Linked DNA regions of Mus musculus: regions 1, 2 and 4 are each linked to region 3. A link is a loop called in an ENCODE intact Hi-C map of the cell type or tissue named here. Cell type or tissue: heart. All regions are shown on one strand. Region 1 has its middle 8.4 kb from the start of Mfsd5. Region 2 has its middle 15 kb from the start of Sp7. Region 3 has its middle 2.7 kb from the start of Amhr2. Region 4 overlaps Aaas (achalasia, adrenocortical insufficiency, alacrimia).

What was found. Hi-C counts contacts between places; a loop is a spot of excess contacts. Peaks named below come from ENCODE experiments on the same cell type or tissue, not always from the same donor. Only the 100,000 strongest peaks of a DNase experiment are listed, where the experiment ranks them.
Region 1: a loop joins it to region 3, with 3 times the contacts of the local background. A loop is called at or near these places in 3 of 42 quality-filtered maps.
Region 2: it touches region 3 in a loop (5-fold over the local background); 26 of 42 quality-filtered maps call a loop at or near these places.
Region 4: a loop joins it to region 3, with 2.2 times the contacts of the local background. A loop is called at or near these places in 4 of 42 quality-filtered maps.

What each region holds. Positions count from the first base shown.
Region 1 is chr15:102,286,594-102,289,093 of GRCm38, reverse strand. No RefSeq gene overlaps it. Among named protein-coding and RNA genes, the nearest start is that of Mfsd5, 8.4 kb to the right of the region's middle. In heart, a CTCF peak has its summit at 1,515 (motif pointing left); no DNase peak of the experiment used is centred here.
Region 2 is chr15:102,380,531-102,383,030 of GRCm38, reverse strand. No RefSeq gene overlaps it. Among named protein-coding and RNA genes, the nearest start is that of Sp7, 15 kb to the right of the region's middle. In heart, a CTCF peak has its summit at 1,275 (motif pointing left); a DNase peak (open chromatin) is centred at 1,240.
Region 3 is chr15:102,441,409-102,443,908 of GRCm38, reverse strand. No RefSeq gene overlaps it. Among named protein-coding and RNA genes, the nearest start is that of Amhr2, 2.7 kb to the left of the region's middle. In heart, a CTCF peak has its summit at 1,206 (motif pointing right); a DNase peak (open chromatin) is centred at 1,218; H3K27ac peaks cover 223 bases.
Region 4 is chr15:102,340,464-102,342,963 of GRCm38, reverse strand. All of the region lies in intron 7 of Aaas (achalasia, adrenocortical insufficiency, alacrimia), which reads left to right. Among named protein-coding and RNA genes, the nearest start is that of Aaas, 9.0 kb to the left of the region's middle. In heart, a CTCF peak has its summit at 1,177 (motif pointing left); no DNase peak of the experiment used is centred here.

The DNA.
Region 1 (2,500 bases), 150 kb after region 3:
GACACACTCATACATGTTGAAGCCTGCCCGGCTAAGCATAGCTTTTATTACTTTGTTCCATGCATGCCATTCTTTGACAGAAGAATAAGTTGGCCCAGCAGGATCAAGCTGACCACATACCCAGTTATGTTATAATGATGATGATGATTGCAAATCCCCCAGCTGTAGCCTTCATTCAGGGCAAAGCAAGATAGAGGGCAGCTTAAACTGTTATGTCTAAAGGACTGAAGAAACTTGGAAGAAGGCCGACCACCCTGCAGCCCCCACTGTATCTGCTTATGAGCTCCTTATGTTTCTTCCCTATATAAACTGACCCTGGATAGAGTTCACCCTTGTTGCTTTTAGCTCTCGAGTCTGAGCTATGGCCCTGATTGATGAGTCTTGGAGTATGTGTTCAATAAACTATCCCTGTCTGACTGACATCAATGTTCCTCTGGTTTGTAGGGTGACTCCTGGACTCTAACAATACACACATACATGCATATGCAGGTAAAATACAACCAATGATCATAAAATAAGTAAGTTATTTTTAAAAATCACGTCAAGGCTGGGATGTGGCCAAGCACTTGCTGAGCATATAAAAGACCGGGAGTTCAATCTCCAGCACCACACTCATACACAGACACACACACACAGCAAAAAAATGAATAATATGATATGTTTATTTTTAAGTTATGTGTCCAGGTGTATAAGCCACATTGCTGGCAGTGGAATGACAGACAGGTGGTCGAACCTCTGTGCATGGACACTAGAGATTGAACTTAGGTATTCTGGAAGAGCAGTGTATGTCCTTGACCACCAACCTCTCCCTCCAGTCCAGTATAATCCAGTTTTTCTTTAAAACATTGCTGGGTCCAGCACTCACTCAGGAGGCAGAAACTGACAGAGTTCAAGGCCAGCCTGGACTACAAAGCCAGTTCTAGGACAGTCAGGCCCATACAATGAGATTCCATCTCAATTAATTTATCAATTAATTAACTGACAGATATGGTGACACACAAACTTAATCCCAGCACTTGGGGAGCAGAGGCAAACAGATTTCAGAGTTTGAGGCCAGCCTGGTTTACAAAGTAAGTTCTATGTCAGCCTGTGGTATATAGTAATTCCCTGTCTTAAAAAAATAATAAAAATTAAGGCAAAGGGAAAAATAATATAATAATAAAATAATAAATAACGACGGGTCTGGAGAGATGGCTCAGCAGTTATGAGCACTTGCTTCTCTTGCAGAAGACCTAAATTCAGTTCCTATCACCCACATGGCAGCTTACAACTGCCTGTAACTCCTTCTCCAAGAGATTTGATAACCTCAGTTGACCTACATGGGCTCCAGACACACATGTGGTACACATACATATATTCAGGCAAAATATTCAATACACATTAAAAATAAAATTATTAATAGGGCTGGAGAAATGGCTCAATGGTTAAGAGTATCATCTGCTCTTCCAGAGATTCAATGGCCAGTAACCATATGTTGGCTCATAACCATCTATTCTGGGATCTGCTGCCATCTTCTGGCATGCAGGTGTACATACAGATAGACTACTCATACATAAAATACAAAAAAAATCTAAAAAAATTTAAAAATACATTTTAAAATATTTATTTACTTTTATGTACATTGGTATTTTGCCTGCATGAATGTCTGTGTGAGAGTGTTGGATCCTTTGGAACTAGAGTTAAAGATAGTTGTTAGCCACCATGTAGGTGCTAGAAATTGAGCCCTGGTTCTCTGAAAGAGCAGCCAGTGATCATAACCCCTCAGCCATCTCTCCAACCCCTTAAATACATTAAAATTTTTTTTTAAATAGAGGGCTGGAGAGATGGCTCAGCAGTTAAGAGCACTGACTAGCCGGGCGTGGTGGCTCACGCCTTTAATCCCAGCACTTGGGAGGCAAAGACAGGCAGATTTCTGAGTTTGAGGCCAGCCTGGTCTACAAAGTGAGTTCCAGGACAGCCAAGACTATACAGAGAAACCCTGTCTCGAAAAAACAAACAAACAAACAAACAAGAACACTGACTGCTCTTCCAGAGGTCCTGAGTTCAATCCCCAGCAACTGCATGGTGGCTCACAACCATCTTTAGTAGGATCCAACACCAACTTCTGGTGTGTCTGAAGACATTGACAGTATACTTATACATAAAATAAATAAATAATCCTTTTAAAAAATATCTTTAAAGAAAATGTTTCTCTATATACCCCTGGCTGTTCTGGAACTAACTCGTGGAGTAGACCTGTCTGGCCTCAAACTCAAAAGAGCTCCCTAACTTTGCCTCCAGAGTGCTGGGGTTAAATGCATGCACCTTCACCACCCAACAGAGATAAGACATGTTTTTATAACTGTAGATCTGACCCCCAGCATGACACTCTAGGCCATTTAGTATTTTTATTCTGTGTTTTTTTTTTTTAGAAATTTATTTATTATATATAAATACACTGTAGCTGTCTTCAGACACTTCAGAAGAGGCATCAGATCTCACTAAGGATGGTTGTGAGCCA
Region 2 (2,500 bases), 61 kb after region 3:
TTTGAACTCTTGGTCCTCCTGAGTCCCTCTGAGTGCTGGAATCATAAGAAAGTGCCATCTCACTAAAGCTTATTGGTCCTAGGGATGGAACCCAGGGTAGAATTCCACATGCTAGGTCATTATTCTACCAGCTGAGCTGTATAGTTGTTCAGCTCTGGAAAGAAACTCAAGGAGATGCTCCATAGATAAATGCCTGCTGATGTGTGGAGAGAATCCAGACCAAGCTGACTTCCAACCAGGGAAGCTAATCTTGTCCTTGTCCCCATTGATAGTGAGGCAGGGGAGTGTCTATCTTTGTTCTTTAAACAACTTATCTTAGTCACTCCTTTTTGTGTGTGTGTCTCTTTCTCATTCTCTCTCTGCGGGGTCTATTACGCAGACCCATCTATCTTGGAACTATCTACGTAGACAAGGCTGGCCTCAAACTCACAGAGATCTGTCTGCTTCTGCCTGAAAGCGTGGCCTCCGTTCTCCTATATCCAGCTTCTTCAAATCTCTATTTTCTGAGTTTGAGGGCAGCCGGGTCTACAGAGTGAGTTCTAGGACAGCCAGGGCTATACAGAGAAACCCTGTCTCGAAAAAAAAAAAAAAAAAAAAACCAACCAACCAAACAAACAAACAAAAGAAACAAATCTCTACGCAGTGCTTCCGTATTGTGGAAGTTTACAATATTGAGCTGGGTGTTCACACGTGCGTGGTGATACCAGGAACAAATCCAGTGCTGCCGCATGCTAGGTGAGTTAGGCTCTACCACCGAGCTGCAGCCCGCTGTTCATCTCTGAAGGAAATGCCCTCATCTTCAGGACAAAGAGTCCGAGAGAGTAAGGTAACTCCCTGGTTATCTGATTCCCAAGGTGGTGTACTTACTCAGTATTCAAACTGCTTTCCAGAGTCACGGCCAAGTGCAGTTGTTTACCAAGGTGTCTTCCGCTAGTTTACACATGCTCCCTGTCACACTTCTAGGAAACTCCTGACATAACAATAAGGGCCTCAAGAAATGTCTTTGTAAGGAAGGCAGGTGGGGTAGGACATGGGAACTTTGGACTCTGGCCTAGGGAACAAGATACCTTTGGACCTTTGTCAAGTGAGTCTCTCAGCCAAGACTGTGAGAAGGGCTAGAACCATTACCAAAAACGGTTCCCAGCTCCAGCCTCTGCTTTAGTACCAATAATTCTGTCATTGTCTCCTACAGAAAAGTGCCCCTATGCTGCCCAGTAGACTGGAGGCCCAGAGGATGCCGAAGTGTACAGTGGCAGCGTCTCAGTAGCTCACTGCTGCCACCTGCTGGTGAGGAGCAACATTGTCGATTCCCTAGGACTTCCTTAGGATTCTCCTTCACAGAATGCTTTGGCATTCCTGGTGTTCCTACACGCTGAGCTGATCGATCTGGACCGCAGGAAGTTTTTTTTTTTTTTTTTTTTTTTTTTTGTCTTGTTTTAACATTTCTTTGTGTGTATACACACATTTTTCCGTGTATACACACATTTGCCACCATTTTTTTTTTCTGGTTTTGGGAGACCTGAGTTAGATCCCAATAGAGATTGAACCCTGAATTCCACATGTGCATCTTGACATAATCAATCTCTCTCCCTCTCCCTCTCCTTCTTTCCCTCTCCTTCTCTCCCTCTCCTTCTCTCTCCCTCCCTCTCCCCCCCCTCTCTCTCTTACACACACACACATACCACACACACACACATTACCCCTCCTTCGCTGTTTTTCAAGCTTAGCACCAATGGATACCATTGGGAACTACACCATGAAGGCAGAATACAATACAGACTTTCTCTCACCCAGAAACAAAGAATATTTCTAATATTTCTAATAATTTCTAGCCTACAATCCCTATTTCATCAATAAATTTCCGTATTATATGAATTGGTCTTGCCTAGGATTCTACAGTACAAAAAATAATAACCCCACTTTTTTTTTTTTTTTTTTTTTTTTTGAGACAGGGTTTCTCTGTATAGTCCTGGCTGTCCTGGAACTCACTCTGTAGACCAGGCTGGCCTCGAACTCAGAAATCTGCCTGCCTCTGCCTCCCAAGTGCTGGGATTAAAGGCGTGTGCCTCCACACCCGGCTAGTTAGGGTTTTATTTTGCTTTTTATCACAGGGTCTCACAATGGAGACCTCATGGCCTGAAACACACTATGCATTCAAACTCGGAGATTGCCCAGCCTCTGCCTCCATGGTGCTGGGTTAAGGTGTGTGCCCCAAAACCTGGATGATGTTTTTGAGATAGGATTTCATTGTGTATCTCAGTCTTGCCTCAGCCTCATGAGCACTGGAATTATAGGCTTTTGCTGTAATGGACTGATGGTGTCATTGCATCTTCCCTGAAAGGGACGCTTGCTGGCTCTCTGTACCTTGTCAGAGTTTTGCTGAGTCTGTCGTACCCGTGTCTATGAGTTTGCCTCTCAACAGACACAGTTTCCTTCCTTTTTTCTTCTTTTTAATTAATTAATTAATTAATTAATCAATCAATTTTTGTTTTTTTGAGAC
Region 3 (2,500 bases):
CTGGAGAGATGGCTCAGTGGTTAAGAGCACTGACTGCTCTTCTAGAGGTTCAATTCCCAGCAACCACATGTTTGGCTCACAACCATCTATAATGTGATCTGATGCCTTCTTCTGGTGTGTCTGAACACAATGACAATGTACTAACATAAAATAAATAAAATCTTTTAAAAAATTAAAGTAAAATGATTAGATTGGTAATGTGTTGTATATTTTGCCATAAGAAAGAAAGAAGACAGCATGGTAACAGGAACTGCCTAGAGTCTACAGAGAGCTCTTGTACAAACAGTACAAAGCCCGCATACATGCACTCACTTCTGACACTGAGGAAACTACCACCATCGAGAGGATATCTTTTATTAAGCATCTAGTATGTTTTAGAGAACAGCCAGAAATATGCATTTTAAATTATCTAATTTTTCTACTCACTAAGATTCAGCATAGATGAGCTGTTAAGAGTTATTCTTTTTTTTTTTTTTTTTTTTTTTTGAGACAGGGTTTCTCTGTGTAGCCCTGGTTGTCCTGGAACTCACTCTGTAGACCAGGCTGGCCTCGAACTCAGAAATATGCCTGCCTTTGCCTCCGGAATGCTGGGATTAAAGGCGTGCCACCACCACCCAGCTGTCATTCATTTTTTTTATTAGATATTTTCTTCATTTACATTTCAAATGTTATCCCCAAAGTCCCCTATACCCTCCTCCCACCCTGCTCCCCAACCCACGGACTTCTGCTTCCTGGCCCTGGCATTTCCCTGTACTGGGGCATATGATCTTCGCAAGACCAAGGGCCTCTCCTCCCATTGATGGCCGTCTAGGCCATATCAATAGTCATTCTAATTTTAAACAACAACAACAACGAAAAGCAGAGTGAGATTTGAACCTGGGTAGGTATGACCCCAAAGCCAAGGTTCTGTTCTCTGTATTATCCACGTTGCCTTAAAACAAATGCAAACTTAGCTGGGCGTGGTGGCACATGCCTTTAATCCCAGCACTCGGGAGGCAGAGGCAGGTGGATTTCTGAGTTCGAGGCCAGCCTGGTCAACATGGCAAATTCCAGGACAGCCAGGGCTACATAGACTGTGTCTCAAAAAAAATTTTTTCCCCACTGTTTACAGAATTTCAACATTTGAATTTGGATTGCTGAGAAGTGTGTACCAGCCAGCATAACCTTTGCCCAACAGGCTAACAACTGGGAAGGGCGCCTACAGTTCAAAATTTCACCACCAGAGGTCAGCAGACATAAAAGACACTTGTCCCTGGCAAGAGGGCCTCCTCAGATGACTAACATTCACAGTATGCCTCCAAAACCTCCTAAACTGTAGTATTATAAAATATAAAGGGAAGCCACAGGGTGTGCAGAAAGCATGTCCATATGAACAGAGGGTCTGTGGCTTGTGTTGCCATAGAGACAGGCATGCAGCCTCAGTTCCCTCAGAGTAAGAAACCAGTCATAGGTTATCATGTTCACACCTGTGAGCTTCAAAGCGCTGGTCAAAGGGGCCTGGTTCCTGCTCCTGTCTCTGTACTAGCTGCCTTTCTCAGAATGATCTAACTTAGATCAGAGATGAAGGTAGCAGCTCATTGAGACAGGGCCTTTCTCCTGGGGAGCACGCATGAGAGGAGGCAATCTCTATGAGGAAAGGACAGGGCTGGAGACAGCATCGTCGTATCCTTCCTTGGCCCTTCCGGAAGTCTGCAGGGCTGTGTTAGTAAGGTGTGGGATGCTGCGCTTAGTTCCTGCTGTCCTCCTTCGACAGCCTCCAGATCAGATAAGTGAGGATGTGGGCAATTGAAGATCAAATGGCTTCTTTGGTCTGGAATGTCTCTGGAGACCCTCTCCTCCAGAGTGGGAGCAGGGTAAGGATGCAGCAGCAAGGCGAACGCCTCAGCCAAAGCCTCGGGTCATTATTTCTTTTGAAGACAGAAACAACCCAGAACCCAAGCACGGTGGCTCACTCCTGTAATCTCAGCATTTGGAATTAAGAGGCAGGAAGACTGCTTCAAGTTGGAGGCCATCTTGGGCTACACTGTCAATCCCAGGCCATCCTGGGCCTTGTCTCAAGGTGGCAGTGCAGGGAGCAGGGGGAACAACTGCAGTTGGAGAGAAAGAACCTGAGTTGGAATCCCAAGCAGACAAAAAAAAAAAAAAAAAATTGTGTGTGCCTGCACATACATATAACCCAGGCTTAGAGGGTAAGTGTGCCCTGCTGTTTTTATAGAAGATCTTGAGTTCAGTTCGAAAACACGTGTAACTGCAGAGCTCCAGAGGAGTCAGCACTTTCTTCTCAGACACTGGCATGCATGTGCCTGCCACTTGCACACACATATACACAAATCTCTCTCTGTGTGTGTCTGCCTTTCTCTCCCCATGTGTGTGTGTGTGTGTGAGTGTGAAGAAAATCTGAACTGGTGGTGGCACAAGCCTATAATCTCAGTTACTTGGCTGAGGTGGGAGGATTAAAACTCCAAGGTCGGCTGGGATACAGAAGGAGTTCAAGGCCAGC
Region 4 (2,500 bases), 100 kb after region 3:
GTGTCTGTGTCACCATGTCAGACTTTCAGAACTGAGAAGCTGATGTCTGCCCATTCTTTTTTTTTTTTTTTTTTGCTTATTTATTTTTGGGGGTGGGGTGGGGAAACAGGGTTTTTCTGTGTAGACCTGGCTGTTCTGGAGCTCACTCTGTGGACCAGGCAGCTGGCCTTGAACTCACATAGCTCTGCCTGCCCCTGTTCCCTAATGGGTTGAGCCACCACCGTCTTGCTGTCCCTTACTGTTGACTATGCTCAGAAATTACTTGGATCTCACCAGTAGTTCCCTTCATGCTTGGCTTGATTTTGTTTTTTGTTTTGTTTTGTTTTTTAATTAATGTTCTGTCTTTTTTTGTTTGTTTTTGTTTGTCTTGTTTTGTTTTGTTTTTTCGAGACAGGGTTTCTCTGTGTAGCCCTGGCTGTCCTGGAATTCACTTTGTAGACCAGGCTGGCCTCGAACTCAGAAATCTGCCTGTCTCTGCCTCCCAAGTGCTGGGATTAAAGGCATGCACCACCACGCCCATAATGTTCTGTCTTGAGTTATAGTTATTTAGGGAAAAAAAGTCTTTTTAATTGTACAGAATGGCACAAAACATTGGCACTGGTAATACTGAGTCATGTGTCTTTGGTTGTTTTTGAGGCAGGGTTTAATTAGGCAACTCTGACCACCAACTTACATATAGATAAGGCTGGCTTTTAACTCTTGACCCTCCTGCCTCTCCCTCTCAAGTGAAAGGAGTGTACTGCACACCCTGCTTCTTTTGGGAAATTTTTTATAGTGAGGTTTATTTTACTTCTTAAAAATGTATGTGTATAGGTGTATGTCTGCATACCATGTGCATGCAGTGCCTAGGGAAGCCAGAAGAAGGTGATGTACCCTGGGGCTGGAGTTGCAGATGGTTGTGAACCACCATGTGGGAGCTGGGAATCAAACCAACCTGTATCCTCTGGAAGAGCAGCCAGTGCTCTTATCCACATAGCCATATCTCCAGCCCCTTTCCTAGGAAATTAGAATTTCTTTTAGGGAGAAGCCAGCAAAGTTTGATGGAAGAGTAACAATTCTTGTAGCAGTGATGCTACAAAAGACAGGCTGCCCTTTAAAATGTTTATATCTGAGGGACTTGGAGTTGGTGCTGGGGATAAGAGGTTCAGGAAACGTGATGCCCCCTTCTGTCCATCATGGGCACTGCATACACATGGGCACTGACAAGCATGCATGCAAAGCAACCAAACATATAAATCAGTAAAAGATGTATTTTTAATTACATATGTGTGTGTGTGTGCACATGAGTGTAACTGCCCACAGAAACTAGTGGAACTGGAGATACAGACATTTATAAGCTGCCAGACATATGTACTGGGAATCAAACTTTGGTTCTTAGGAAAAATGGTACAGACTCTTAAGTGCATCTCTCCAAATTTTTAATTTTTTTAATTTTTTTTTTTTCGAGACAGGGTTTCTCTGTATAGTCATGGCTGTCATTAAAGGCGTGCTGCCATTAAAGGCGTGCTCCACCACCGCCCGGCGTTTAATTTTTTTTTAATCTATGTGTGCACTCATGTGGTGGTCATAGACAACTTTTTGTTGTTTTGTGTTTTTGAGACAGGGTTCTCTGTGTAGCCTGGCTGTCCTGGAACTCGCTCTGTAGATCAGGCTGAGCTTGAATCCAGAGATGCCAGAGTGCAACTTACAGCCCAGAGAGCAGCGTTTGGGAGTGGTTCTATATGTCCACTGTGGTTTCCTAAGATAGAACTTTTATAATACATATACATACACATATATATATATATATATGATCTATTTAATATAATTTTTTTAATTTTTTTTTTTTTTTGGTTTTTTTGAGACAGGGTTTCTCTGTATAGCCCTGGCTGTCCTGGAACTCACTTTGTAGACCAGGCTGGCCTCAACTCAGAAATCCGCCTGCCTCTGCCTCTCGAGTGCTAGGATTAAAGGCGTGTGCCACCATGCCCAGCTAATATAAAATGTTTAACATATAAAATATATTTAAAATACACTTAATATATTACATATTATACTTTTATATAACATGTATTCAGTGCCATATTTTATATAATATATAACGTGTTATAAAATACATATTTATAGATAAATACAATAACAAAGTCAAAGGTTGGGCAATGTGCCATATGGACAATCTAATGTGCATTTGAAGAGGTCTGAGGAGCAGGCTACAAGGAGAGTGGAGCCATTAACAGTGAACTGGAGCCCAGAGATGACTGAGTTTCTGTCAGTGACCTGGGCCTCATGGCAGCTAAAAGGGGTTACTGCTGGGTGGAAAGGGGAGAACCCAGGCCATGGCTCTGAAACAGCACTTGGTGATGGAAGTGCGAGAGGGCATCGACCTCTGGGCTGGACTTAGAGGGTGTGAGCACCCGCAGTGAGTGCTGGGATCAAAGGCAGCAAGTGTTCTCACAGTCATCAGCCCCCCCTCCCCCAATGCATTTGTTTGTTTACTGTTTTCTCACCACATCCTTTTGTT